2 separate regions of the Homo sapiens genome follow, and region 1 is linked to region 2. A link is an interaction called in ENCODE POLR2A ChIA-PET data of the cell type or tissue named here. Cell type or tissue: GM12878. All regions are shown on one strand. Each heading gives the region's core, and the rest is flanking DNA. Links, peaks and the distances in the headings are about the cores only.

What was found. ChIA-PET counts read pairs that join two places held together with the same protein. Peaks named below come from ENCODE experiments on the same cell type or tissue, not always from the same donor. Only the 100,000 strongest peaks of a DNase experiment are listed, where the experiment ranks them.
Region 1: POLR2A ChIA-PET joins it to region 2 with 7 read pairs; 2 of 35 experiments call an interaction of 5 or more read pairs at or near these places.

The regions. Positions count from the first base shown.
Region 1 is chr19:50,234,028-50,240,913 of GRCh38, forward strand. The region is part of intron 10 of MYH14 (myosin heavy chain 14); the gene reads left to right. Among named protein-coding and RNA genes, the nearest start is that of MYH14, 34 kb to the left of the region's middle. In GM12878, for the core only: a CTCF peak has its summit at 3,668 (motif pointing right); no DNase peak of the experiment used is centred there; H3K27me3 peaks cover 200 bases.
Region 2 is chr19:50,174,922-50,181,807 of GRCh38, forward strand. It overlaps LOC124904746 (a long non-coding RNA gene), which reads right to left. Exons shown (of 3, transcript XR_007067298.1): 2 at 4,215-4,452. Among named protein-coding and RNA genes, the nearest start is that of IZUMO2, 15 kb to the left of the region's middle. RefSeq lists enhancers at 3,610-3,689, 3,929-4,008. In GM12878, for the core only: no CTCF peak of the experiment used is centred there; DNase peaks (open chromatin) are centred at 4,090 and 4,448; H3K27ac peaks cover 1,803 bases.

The sequences.
Region 1 (6,886 bases), core at 978-5,977, 59 kb after region 2:
CAGGCTGGTCTCGAACTGCTGACTTCAAGTGATCCTCCCGCCTCCGCCTCCCAAAGTGCTGGGATTACAGGCATGAGCCACCGCACCTGGCCTCCTACCCTACACTGGTATGATTTTATCTTAACTCGTTACATCCGTAATGACCCTGTTTCCAATACTGTCACATTCTGAGGTCCTGGGGTTTAGATCCCCAACATGCTTTTTAGGAGGGGGTGGTGTAGACATGATTCAACCCGTAACAAGTACGTAGGTGGACCTCCGCCTTTTCAGAGGCTGCGTAATGTTTCATTGTTTGCGTGAACTATGATTCTTTTAACCAAGCCCTCCAAAGAAAGACCTTTAGGTGTTTCTGGGCTGAGCCAGGGCCGCCTCTGGGTCTGATTGTCTTCTGGTCTCTGGCGCTGTGGGAGGCCCCAGGAGCTATTGTTGGCTCCAGGGCCGGATTGGAAGTGCTGGAAATGGAGCGTAGCTTGGCTGTCTACCCAGGCTGCAAACAGCCGGGCCTCTTGTGGCCTATTGACACAGGGTCTTGGGCCTCTCCCACCCCCACCCCGCCGCATTTCCCAACCAGGGTTGCATAATTCCCCAGCCTGCATGACTCCGCAGCTGGGCAGCTGGCACACAAATTCAGACTGTGGCTGCAATGGGGACCTGGGCCTCCCAGCCTGTCCTCTTAGGTCCTGCCTGGCCTCTTGTCACCATGAGCTCATGTGACCCTCCTGGCAGCTGCCCTGCTGTGTGGCAGGCGCAGGCAGCAGCTCTGATTTTTGGAATTCAGAAATAAAAACTTTGCAGCAACCTATGCATGTAGTAACATAAACTGAATGTGGCTAAAGGTTGTACTGACAAAACCAAGCCTTCCCACTCTTCCCTGGCCCTAGTTTCCCACTGTTGAGCTTCTTGTATCTCCTTCCAGAAATATTTTAAGAATATAAGAAAAGACACATATTATTTGTCTATAGGAGGAGGCATTCTCTAACCCCACAGCTGATGTTCAGCTGTCAACATCACTGTGGTGATAAAAAAAATGTGAAGCAATTTCTCTATTGGTTCAAAAGTTCCGGCCAAGTGCAGTGGCTCACGCCTGTAATCCCAACAGTTTGGGAGGCCGACTGAGGTCAGGAGTTCGAGACCAGCCTGGCCAACATGGTGAAACCCCGTCTCTACTAAAAATACAAAAATTAGCCAGACATGGTGGTGGGCGCCTGTAGTCCCAGCTACTCAGGAGGCTGAGGCTAGAGAATTGCTTGAACCTGGGAGGCAGAGGTTGCAGTGAGCCAAGATCTCACCACTGCACTCCAGCTTGGAGCAGAGCGAGACTCCATCCAAAAAAAAAAAAAAAAGTTCCTGGATGTTGGTTGCTCCAGCTGGCCCCCCAGCTCCCTACCCTTCCACTAGAGACCCCCCTGGACCCTGGCCCAGCACTCTGGCCTAGGTTAGTCTGGGCCAGGCAGTGCTAGAGTTAAATACTCAGCTTGTCATTGGCTCACTCCTGTAATCCTAACACTTTGGGAGGCCGAGGTGGGAGAATCACTTGAGGCCAGGAGTTTGAGACCAGCCTGGGCAATATGGTGAGACCCTGTCTCTACTAAAAATTAAAAAAAAAAAAAATTAACCAGGTGTGGTGGTGCAAATCTGTAGTCCCAGCTACTTGGGAGGCTGAGGTGGGAGGATTAAGTCCAGGAGTAGGAGACTACAGTGAGCTATGATTGCACCACTGTACTCCAGGCTGGTGATAGAATGAGACCCCATCTCAAAACACCCCAAAACAAAGAAACAAATTACTCAGCTCATCATTCCCATGGAAGGATGCTCTGGACCCCCTCTCCACTGCCCTTTCCTACAGACTGGTATATTTTGGCCATAGTTGTGGTTCAAAATAGATGGACCTCATTCCTTTTTGCAGCTGCGTAAGGTTTTATTGTTTAAATAAACTATGATTCTTTCAGCCAATCCCTTGCAGATAGAGCCTTAGGTTGTTTCCATTCCATTACTATTGGAACAATTAAAAAAAAAAATGCTAAGCCAGCGCAGTGGCTCACGCCTGTAATCCCAGCACTTTCAGAGGCCAAAGCAGGCAGCTTGCTTGAGCTCAGGAGTTTGAGACCAGCCTGGGCAACATGATGCAACCTCGTCTTTACAAAAAACACAAAAAATTACCTGGGCGTGGTGGTGTGCGCCTTTACTCCCAGCTATTTGGGGGGCTGAGGTGGGAGGATCTCTTGAGCCCGGGAGGTGGAGGCTGCAGTGAACCGAGATCATGCCACTGCACTCCAGCCTGGGCGACAAAGTGAGACTCTGGGTCAAAAAGAAACAAGCTACCGTGAATATCCTTGTAAACAGGTTCTTGTGCTCTTGTGGAAACAGACCTGTAGGTTCAATTCTTAGAAACGAAATGCCAGCTGGGCGCGGTGGCTCACACCTGTAATCCCAGCACTTTGGGAGGCCGAGGCAGGCGGATCATGAGGTCAGAAGTTTGAGACCAGTCTGACCAACATGGTGAAACCCTGTCTCTACTAAAAATACAAAAATTAGCTGGGCGTGGTGGCACATGCCTGTAATCCCAGCTACTCGGGAGGTTGAGGCAGGAGAATCGCTTGAACCCGGGAGGCGGAGGTTGCAGTGAGCCAAGATTAAGCCACTGCACTCCAGCCTGGGTGTCAGAGCAAGACTCCATCTCAAAAAAAAAGAAAAAAAAGAAATGAAATGCCATTTCCAAGGAGACTTGTGATTCTTGTTTGCGTTCAGCATTAAAAAAATCGAACAGCTTTAAGATATAATTCACGTCACACCATTCACCTATTTAAACTGTGCAATTCCATAGCATTTTGTGTATTCATAGAGTTGTGCACCTATCATACAGTCACTTTTAGAACATTTTCAGTAGCCCAAGAAGATAACGCATACCCTTTAGCTGTCCCCCCAGGCCCTGTCCACAGCCTCTGGCAACCACTCTTCTGCTTTCGGTCTCTATGGACTTGCGTATTCTGGACATTTCATAGCAGTGAAATCATGCCGTATATGATCCTTTGTGACTGGCTGCTTTCTCTTGGCATCATTTTCAAGTTTCATCCACATTGTAGCATGCAGTAGGTTTCCTTCCTTTTTATTGCTGAATAATTTTTATTGTTATCTTCTTATCATGGAAAATTTCAAACATGTATGCAAACAGAGTGCAGAATGTAATGAATGCCCCACCACCACCAGCTGGCAGCTGTCACCAGCTCCATCAATGATGAACCGGTGACCTCTTGTGTTTCATCTCTCCCCAACCTCCCTACCCCAACTCAGGTGTGAACATTTTTTTTTTTTTTTGAGACAGAGTCTCGTTCTGTCACCTGGGGTTGGAGTGCAGTGGCACGATCTCGACTCACTGCAACTTCCACCTCCCGGGTTCAAACAATTCTCCTACCTCAGCCTCCTGAGTAGCTGGGATTACAGGCATGTGCCACCACACCCGCTAACTTTTTTTGTATTTTTAGTAGAGGCAGGGTTTCACCGTGTTGGCCAGGCTGGTCTCGAACTCCTGACCTCAAGTGATCCACCCGCCTCCGCCTCCCAAAATGCTGGGATTACAGGCGTGAGCCACCGCACCCGGCCATGAGCATTTTTTAAATTGCAGAGAATCTACCTCGTCGCTGTCCACAGGGTGGCGCTAGTTTCCAGTTCCTCCAGCATATACCTGGAGCACCTGTGTCCCCACCTGCACCCAGCAACGATGGCTGGAGCTTTTTTGTCTTTGCTGATGTGGCAGATGAATGAGCTCTCATTACAGTTTCATTCTGTGTTTTGCTTACAAGGAGTGGAGTTAGTCACCTTTTCACAGACTTTTTTTGACAAGAGACAGAGGGTCAGGGAGGTGGGGTGTCCTGTCCTAGGACTCACCCCAATTCAAGAGGAGGAGGCAAAGCCATGGTGGAAACGTCTGACCCCAAAGCCAGCCCATGATCCAGAGAGAGAGGTGGACACCTCAGTGTCACCCACAGGGAGCCCAAGGCAGAAAGCATTTGGGGCCAATCAAGGCAGGGTGTCTGTCCATCTCCTTCCCCATTTTACATCTCTGCCTGCCACCCCTTGGCACCATAAATGCCATGCTGAGAGGTTGAGCAGGTAGCCTGGGACACAGGGAGGCATGCCAGCCTCTCACATGAGGCATCCGCAGGCTGGGCTTGCTAGTGATGGGCGAGTCTGATGTCAGCAACAAGAGCTGACTGCCAGGTCCTCAGGGCATCAGATGCGCCCTGGGGCCTGGCACAAACACAGCTTCCTAAGCCAACTGCAAGAGGCCATTTTAAAGGCCATTGATGGAAGCCAGGTCTGGACGGGGTCTAAGCTGATGTTAAGGAATGATCATTAAGTTTGCTGGGCCAGATGCACTGTGGGTCTGTAAGGATGTGTCCTTCTTTATTTATCTTTTTTATTTTTTATTTTTTTTGAGATGGAGTCTAGCGCTCTGTTGCCCAGGCTGGAGCAGAGTGCGGTGGTGTGATCTCAGCTTACTCCAACCTCCACCTCCCTGGTTCAAGCAATTCTCCCATTTCAGCCTCCCGAGCAGCTGAGATTATAGGCGCTCGCCACCACACCCAGCTTATATTTTGCATTTTTGGTAGAGTCGGGGTTCACCATGTTGGCCAGGCTGGTCTCGAACTCCTGACCTCAAGTGATCCCCTTGCCTTGGCCTCCCAAAGTGCTGGGATTACAGGTGTGAGCCACCACGACTGGCCTAGGATCCTTCATTTAATCACATCTGCAAAGTCCCTTTTGCCATGGAAGGTCACATTCACAGGTCCCAGGGATTAGGTTATGGGTATCTTTGGGGTCTGTTATTCATCCTCCCACCTCCTCTGAAAACATCAGCATGTATTTCCTACGAACATTCCTTTATACAACCACAGACCAGCAGTGTCACCAGGAAATCGAGTTCAGCACAGCACTGTTATCCAGTCCACAGACCTTAGGCCAGTTGTCCCCCAACCTCCAAAAAAAAACAAAAAAAATTCTCTCTTGCGCATGATGGAGTCTCACTCTGTCCCCCAGGCTGGAGTACAGTGGCGCGATCTCAGCTCACTGCAACCTCCGCCCCCCAGATTCAAGCAATTCTCCTGCCTCAGCCTCCTGAGTAGCTGGAATTACAGGCATGCGCCGCCACACCCAGCTGATTTTGTATTTTTAGCAGAGACGGGGTTTCTCCATGTTGGTCAGGCTGGTCTCGAACTCCTGACCTCAGGTGAACCGCCTGCCTCGGCCTCCCGAAGTGCTGCGATTACAGGCGTGAGCCACCGTGCCCAGCCCTCTTGCTCTCTTTTTTTCCTGGTCATCCATCTCTTTACTCTCCTTCAGTCTGAAACTCTTCCTGAGTCTTTCTTTATCATTCATGGTTTTGACACTTGGGAAGATTACAGACTGGTTGTTTCATCTGTATCTGGGTCTGTTTCCCTGCAATTACATTCTAGTTACACGTTTTTGGCGGGAGTATTCCAGAAGAAATGCTGACCTCCCACCCCCACTCACACACACCTTTTTCTTTTTCTTCTTTTTTTGAGACAGTGTCTCACTCTGTCACCCAGGTTGGAGTGCAGTGGCCCGATCTCCGCTCACTGCAAGCTCCGCCTCCCCGGTTCATGCCATTCTCCTGCCTCAGCCTCCAGAGTAGCTGGGACTACAGGTGCCTGCCACCACGCCTAGCTAATTTTTTGTATTTTTAGTAGAGACAAGGTTTCACTGTGTTAGCCAGGATGGTCTCGATCTCTTGACCTCGTGATCTGCCCGCCTCAGCCTCCCAAAGTGCTGGGATTACAGGCGTGAGCCACCGCGCCCGGCCACACACACCTTTTTCTAAGCCACCTTTGTGTAGAAGTACAGTATACACACCAATAAAAGGAGCACAGGCCCTTGGCATCCAGCCTGGGGGAGTTTTGGGAGGGAACACCCTGTATATCCAGCACCCAGGAGCCCCCCATGTCCCTTCCCACCACCAGCACCCCCTCAAGGTAACCATTATTCCGACTTCTAAGAGCATGGAGTTGTGTTGCCTCTTCTTGGATTTGGTACAAATAGAATCACACGGTGTGCAGTTTCTCACCTGGCTTCTGTCACTCAGCCGTGTGTTTGTGACATTCATCCATGTCCAGTGAGGGAAGGGGGCTTTGGAGAGGCCAGTTCCACAGACACATTCACTTTGTAAACGTTCCTGGAGCTGGATGTCTATAGTATGTGTCCTTTTCTGTATGTGTGCTGCGCATATGTATTTACATTCATAAACCTATGCTACGCCGGCACGGTGGCTTATGCCTGTAATCCCAGCACTTTGGGAGGCTGAGTTAGGAGAATCGCTTGAGCCGGGGAATTTGAGACCAACTTGGGCAACATGCCAAGATCCCATCTGGACAAAACATTTTTTTAAATTAGCTGGGCATGGTGGTGAGCATCTGTAGTCCAGCTACTCAGAAGGCTGTGGTGAGAGGATCGCTTGAGCCCAGGAAGTTGAGGCTGCAGTAAGCTATGATCACACCACACCACTGCACTCCAGCCTGGGCAACAGAGCAAGACTCTGTCTCTTTAAAAAAAAATCTATGCTAAAATGAAAAAGGAAAATGGAAGCACAGAAATTAAAAGCACTGCCTCCCAGGCCAGGCACAGTGGCTCATGCCTGTAATCCCAACACTTTGGGAGGCCAAGTGAGGAGGACTTCTTGAGGCCAGGAGTTGGAGACCAGCCTGGGCAACAGAATGAGATCTCATCTCTATTAAAAAAATAAAATAAAATAAAAAAATAAAAACAGAAAAACAAACAAAAAAACCCAAAAAAACAACCACAGACTGCCCTGGTTTGAATCCCAGCTCTGCCAGCCTATGTGAGCTGGGTGATCTTGGGTGAGTTGATTGAG
Region 2 (6,886 bases), core at 1,265-6,264:
AACACAAAAAATTAGCCAAGCGTTGTGGCGGGCGCATGTAGTCCCAGCTACTTGGGAGGCTGAGGCAGGAGAATGGCGTGAACCCGGGAGGCGGAGCTTGCAGTGAGCCGAGATGGCGCCATTGCACTCCAGCCGGGGTGACAGAGCAAGACTCCATCTCAAAGAAAAAAAAAAAAGACTAAACTAAGCTGTGCCTGTGTGCAAGGAATGTGCATGACTGGCAAGAAATGTGCCTTGTCAGTCCCAAGATGGAGCAGAACTGAAAATGGGGTTATTCTGGCTCTCCTGGGCTCCTGTTTCCTTAATGCTTCTGGTCCACGGATCACATCTCAGGAGTAAGGCTCCAGGGCTGGGTTTCTCAGCCGGCGCTGTTGACATTTGGGGCCATACAATTCTTTGTTGCTGGGGGCTGTGCTGTGTGTTGAAGGATGTTGAGCAGCATCTTTGGACTCCACTTTTGTTTTTTTTTGTTGTTGTTGTTGTTTTTGAGACAAGAGTCTTGCTCTGTCGCCCAGGCTGGAGTGCAGTGGCCTGATCTCAGCTTACTGTAACCTCCATCTCCTGGGTTCAAGAGATTCTCATGCTTCAGCCTCCCCAGTAGCTAGGATTACAGGCATGCACCACCAAACCCGGCTAATTTTTTTTGTATTTTTAGTAGAGACGGGGTTTCACCATGTTACCCAGGCTGATCTCCATCTCCTGACCTCAGGTAATCCGCCCACCTCGGCCTCCCAGAGTGCTGGGATTACAGGTGTTAACCAACGCATCCAGTCTTGGCCATTTTAGATGTCAGGGGACCTCCCCACCAGCCAGGAAAATCAATCAAAACTGTCTCCAGACATTGCAACGTCCCCTGAGGGACACTATTTCTCCTGTTTGAGAATCACTGATCTGATATGATCATACCTATAGCAGTCAGAATGAAATGTGTTGTGTTGTGTTGCAGGAATAAACCAACCCCAAATCTCAGAGACATGAAACAGCAGAGATATGCTTCTTACTCATGCTAATGCCCATCACAGCCAGCTGAGGACTCTACCTCCACAGCTTCAGAGTTCTGACTATCGAACCCAGGCTAACAAATCAGCCACTCGTGGGACATTGCTTCCAGTTACTAAGGCTGAGAAGCCAACGTGCCTAAATCCTCCAGTGCCAATGAAATGACACGTATTCCTGGTCTCATTTCATTGGCTCAAGCAAGTCACATGACAGGAAGTACAATCTTATATGCTCAGAGGAGCAAACAACAAAATATCTGTGAACGGTCTATTGCAATGTACCAACATTTGCATATAAGTATTCACACTATCTGCCGGACGCGTTGGCTCACGCCTATAATCCCAACACTTTGGGAGGACGAGGCAGGTGGACCATTTGAGGCCAGGAGTTTGAAACCAGCTTGGCCAACATGGTGAAACTCCATCTCTTCTAAAAATAGAAAAAAAAACTTAGCCGGGTGTGGTGCAGACGCCCGTAACCCCAGCTACTCGGGAGGCTGAGGCAGGAGAATCGCTTGAACTTGGGAGACGGAGGTTGCAGTGAGCCGAGATCGTGCCATTGCAGTCCAGCCTGGGCGACAAGAGTGAAACTCTGTCTCAAAGAAAAAAAAAAAAAAGAATTCATATTATCTTATTAAAGTTATTTTACCTTATTTCTCCTTTATCTTACGGTTATTTGATTTTTTTTTCTTTTTGAGACGGAATCTTGCTGTGTCACCCAGGTTGGAGTGTAGTGGCATGATCTCGGCTCACTGCAACCTCCGGCTCCCGGGTTCAAGCAATTCTCCTGCCTCAGCCTCCCGAGTAGCTGGGACTACAGGCGCCTGCCACCACGCCCAGCTAATTTTTTTTTCTTTTTTTTCAGTAGAGATGGGGTTTCACGTGTTAGCCAGGATGGTCTCGATCTCTGACCTCACGATCTGCCCGCCTCGGCCTCCCAAATTGCTGGAATTACAGGCTTGAGCCACTGCGCCCAGCCTATTTCTCCTTTATCTTAAAGTTATTTGATTTTTTAAAGTTATGTGTGTAAATAGTTTAGATTACCCATGGACTTTATTCCAGCAGAGTACAGAGGAAAAACAGGACATTTGTAATAAAAGGGGGACCTTGGCATACCCAACCATGATGCACATGTATGTTCACCAAAATCCACGTACTAAAACACGGATTGGCTAACTACAGGGGCTAAATTCAGTCTACAGCCCGTTCTTTTATGAGCCAGAGCTAAGAATGGTTTTTGTTTTTAAAGGGTTGTAGGCTGGGCACGGTGGCTCACGCCTCTAATCCCAGCACTTTGGGAGGCCGAGGCAGGCGGATCACGAGGTCAGGAGTTCGAGACCAGTGCGGCCAACATGATGAAACCCCGTCTCTACTAAAAATAGGAAAATTAGCAGGGCATGGTGGCGGGCACCTGTAATCCCAGCTACTCGGGAGGCTGAGGCAGAATTGCTTGAAACCAGAAGGCAGAGGTTGCAGTGAGCCGAGATCGCGCCACTGCACTCCAGCCTGGGCAAAAGAGCGAAACTCCGTCTCAAAAAAAAAAAAAAAAAAAAAAAAAAAGGGTTGTTTAAAAAAAAAAAAAAAGAATATGTGACAAAGTTTTTTTGTTTTTGAGACGGAGTCTTGCTCTGTCGCCCAGGCTGGAGTGCAGTGGCATGATCTCGGCTCACTGCAATCTCCACCTCCTGGGTTCACGCCATTCTCCCGCCTCAGCCTCCCCAGCAGCTGGGACTACAGGCGCCCACCACCATGCCCGGCTAATATTTTGTATTTTTAGTAGAGACGGGGTTTCACCGTGTTAGCAATCTCCTGACCTTGTGATCCGCCTGCCTCGGCCTCCCAAAGTGCTGGGATTACAGGCTTGAGCCACCGTGCCCGGCCTGTGACAAAGATCTTATATGATTCCCTAAGTTTAAAATATTTCCTCTCTGGGCCGGGCATGGTGGCTCACACCTGTAATCTCAGCACTTTGGGAGGCCGAGGTGGGTGGATCACCTGAGGTCAGGAGTTCGAGACCAGCCTGGCCAACATGGTGATACCTCGTCTCTACCAAAAATGCAAAAATTAGCCCAGTGTGGTGGCGCACCCCTGTAATCCCAGCTACTCAGGAGGCTGATGTGGGAGAATTGCTTGAATCCGGGAGGTGGAGGGTGCAGTGAGCCGAGATCGCGCGACTGCACTCCAGACTGAGTGACAGAGAGAGACCCCGCCTCAAAATAAAATAAAAAATAAAATAAAATAAAATATTTCCTCTCTGGCTCTTTGTAGAGAAAGTTTCACAACTCCATAAAAGACTGCCCTTAGAAACCCTATTGTAATAACCCCAAACTGGAAACTACACAAACATCCATCCGTCCACCATTGAATGGATAAATAGATTGTGTTATATTTGTACAATGGAATGCCATCTAGTAGGGGTTGACAAACTTTTTCTGTTAAGGACCAGATAGTAAATATTTTCAGTTTTCTGGGCCATGTGGTCTCTGCTGCAGCCATTGCCAGGCTTACACAGCTATAGACCACAGTGAATGAATGGGCGTGGCTTTGTTCCAATAAAACTTTATTTACACAAACAGGCAACAGTCTAGAGCTGACTCCAGGTTGTAGGTTTCCAGCCTGTGCCATTCAGCAATGAGAGTCAACAATCAACATACAACCTATGTTAAATGGAGGAAGACAGACTCAAAGGAGTACAGACTGTACTGTTCCATTTCTATAAAGTTCAAGAACAGGAAGAAGTAATCTATGGTGTTAGAAGTCAGAATAGTGGTGACCCTTGGGAGAAGAAGAGGGACAAGAGGGCTTGGGGATGTTCTGATTTTAAAATCTGGGTGCTGGCTTCCTGGGCTTGTTCACTTTGTGATAATTTGTTGAGCTGTACATTCACAATGTTTGCACCATTTTTGTGTGCATTTATTCTAAATAAAGCTGGGCAAGGGTGCTGCCTGTGACAGTCTGATACCTGGCACAGCAGCTGCACAGCGGAAACCCCCAGCTTCTCACCGGAATTGGGATCTGACAGCTTCTCAGCCTCACAGCTGTTGGAGCTTCTCAGATCCACTGATTTAGTGAATTTGACACGGCGGAAAAATTCTCAGGTTCTTACAAGAACCACGCCTCAGTGACTCTCCTCTTTCTTAATCTCACCACTTTCAAACCAGGAAATGAGCAGAGAGAAAAAAAAAACAAAAACCAACAATAAACCCATTTAAATACCTCTGAGACACCAAGGGAAATGTCCTAAACGCCAGGTAATGAAGTCCATGTTCTTTACTCCTGGGAAAGCGTTGCTAATTCATCTCCTTCATGCTGTGACTCACGCATCTCTGGTGAAGAGAGGCCTCCCCAGACCACCTGATCTAAGGGAGCAGCCCCTCACCCCAGCGTTTCCTGGCAGTCTTCTCTGCTTTCTGTTTTGCCTTCATGAGTGTAAGAAACTGAATTTTGTCTCCTCCTAAAAAAGAATTGTTGACATCCTAACCCCCAATACCTCAGAATGTGACCATATTTAGAAACAGGGTCATTGCTGATGTAATTAGTCAAGATGAGGTCATCCTGGAGCAGAGTGAACCTCTAAACCAATTTGACTGGTGTCCTTATAAAAATAATGCCATGTGGGCTGGGTGCGGTGCCTCATGCATGTAATCCCACACTTTAGGAGGCCAAGGTGGGCAGATCACCTGAGGTCAGGAGTTCGACACCAGCCTGGACAACACGGTGAAAGCCCGTCTCTACTAAAAATACAAAAATTAGCCAGGTGTGGTGGCACACACCTGTAGTCCCATCTACTCGGGAGGCTGAGGCTAGGACAGAGGACTGGGACAGATTCTCCCTCGTGGACTTCAGCAGGAACCAGCTCAGGCAACACTGCAAATTTCTGGCCTCTGGAATTGTGAGACAATAAATTTCTACCATTTAAGCCACACAGTTTCTGGTGCTTGGTTACGGCTAATACAGATGGATAAAATTCAGATATGGGGGAAGGGGAGGATGGGCATTCAAGGTGAAGGGAACAGCCTGGGCAAAGGTTAGGAACCAGGACACCACTAGGCTTCCACAGAGAAGGATGCGAAGTTTAGTGTCATGGGGTTGTGGTGTGCATTACTATAGGATGCTGCATCTCAGGGACACTTGACCCATGCTCACTGTCCCCTTCTCAGTTCCAGACGTGTGTCTCTGACAGGGTCTGGCCAGGCAATCGAAAATCACCTTAGGTCTTTCAACAGGAGGTAATTTAATAGAGGGGATTGATCACACAGAGCATGAAAGGACTAAAGAGTTATATGCTGCACAGGGAGGCATTCTAGAGAGTCTGTACGTAGAGTACGGCTATCTGTCTATCTATCTTTTTAAATTTTTATTTTTGAGACAGAGTTTCACTCTTGTCGCCCAGGCTGGAGTGCAGTGGCACTGTCTCAGCTCACTGCAACCTCCGCCTCCCGGGTTCAAGCGATTCTCCTGCTTCAGCCTCCTGAGTAGCTGGGATTACAGGTGCCCACCACCATGCCTGGCTAATTTTTGTGTTTTTAGTAGAGACAGGGTTTTGACATGTTGGCCAGGCTGGCCTTGAACTCCTGACCTTAGGTGATCTCCCCGCCTTGGCCTCCCAAAGTGGTGGGATTACAGGCGTAAGCCACTGTGCCAGCCTATCTATCTATCCGTCGGTCTGTCTGTCTATCTATCTATCTACCTTTTCAGAGACAAGGTCTCACTCTGTCACCCAGGCTGGAGTGCAGTGGCTCAATCACAGTTCACTGCAGCCTCAAACTCCTGGGCCCAAGTGATTCTCCCACTTCAGCCTCCTGAGTAGCTGGACTACAGGTGCATGTCACTACACCTGGTTAATTTTAATTTTTTTAAAATAGAGATGAGGGTCTTGCTATGTTGCCCAGGCCGGTCTTGAACTCCTGGCCTCAAGCAATTCTCCTGCGTTGGCCTCCCAAAGTGCTGGGATTACAGGCACGAGCCACCGTGCAATCTATACAATCTGGATTTTACCAAGTCCTAGAGGTGGTTTCAGCTTTGCTCAAGTTTAAGCAGCTCCAGCTTTGCTGCTTAAAATGTGGTCCATGAAGTAGCAGCATCAGCATCACCTGGAGTTTATATTAAAAATACAGAACCTCCACCCCACCCTGGACCTGCTGAATCAGAATTTTAAGATCCCTCACAACATTAACTGCGGGAGGGATGCTGTGTCCTTGATGCATGACATCAAGAGGTCTCTGATGTCAGCAGGTCCCACAACGGGTGATACTAACTTTGATCCCATGCTTAAGATGCTGTCTACCCAGTTTCTCCTCTGTAAAGTTACTCTTTCTCACACAGAGCTCATTTGATGGCTTTTACCAACGCACATTTTTAGAGCATATGAAACTGTGAGAATCCCTGATCTAGAGAGTATTGCTCAATAACCATAGGTGTAATGACCCATGTTTGTAATAACAGCCCTGAGTCAAGGAAAGAGCTGATTAATTACGGCATCTGTGGGAGGTAATTTAGCTTAATGGGTAAGAGTTCAGACTTGGAGGCACCAAATTAGGGACGCAGGTAGCCAAAGCGCAGAGGTTTAAAACTTCTACCTTCACTGTACTTTTGTTTCCTATTCTCAGTATTCAGCTCCTTACTATGTTCTCTCTATCCCCCTGTTGCCTTGTTTTGTTGTATTTTTTTTGAAACAGGGTCTCTCTCTGTCACCCAGGCTGCAGTGCAGTGGCGCGATCTTGGCTCACTGCAACCTCTGCCTCCTGGGTTCAAGTGATTCTCCTGTCTCAGCCTCCCAAATAGTTGGGATTACGGGCATGTGCCACCACACCTGGCTAATTTTTGTAGTTTTGTAGTAGAGATGGGGTTTCACTATGTTGGCCAGGCTGGTCTCGAACTCCTGACCT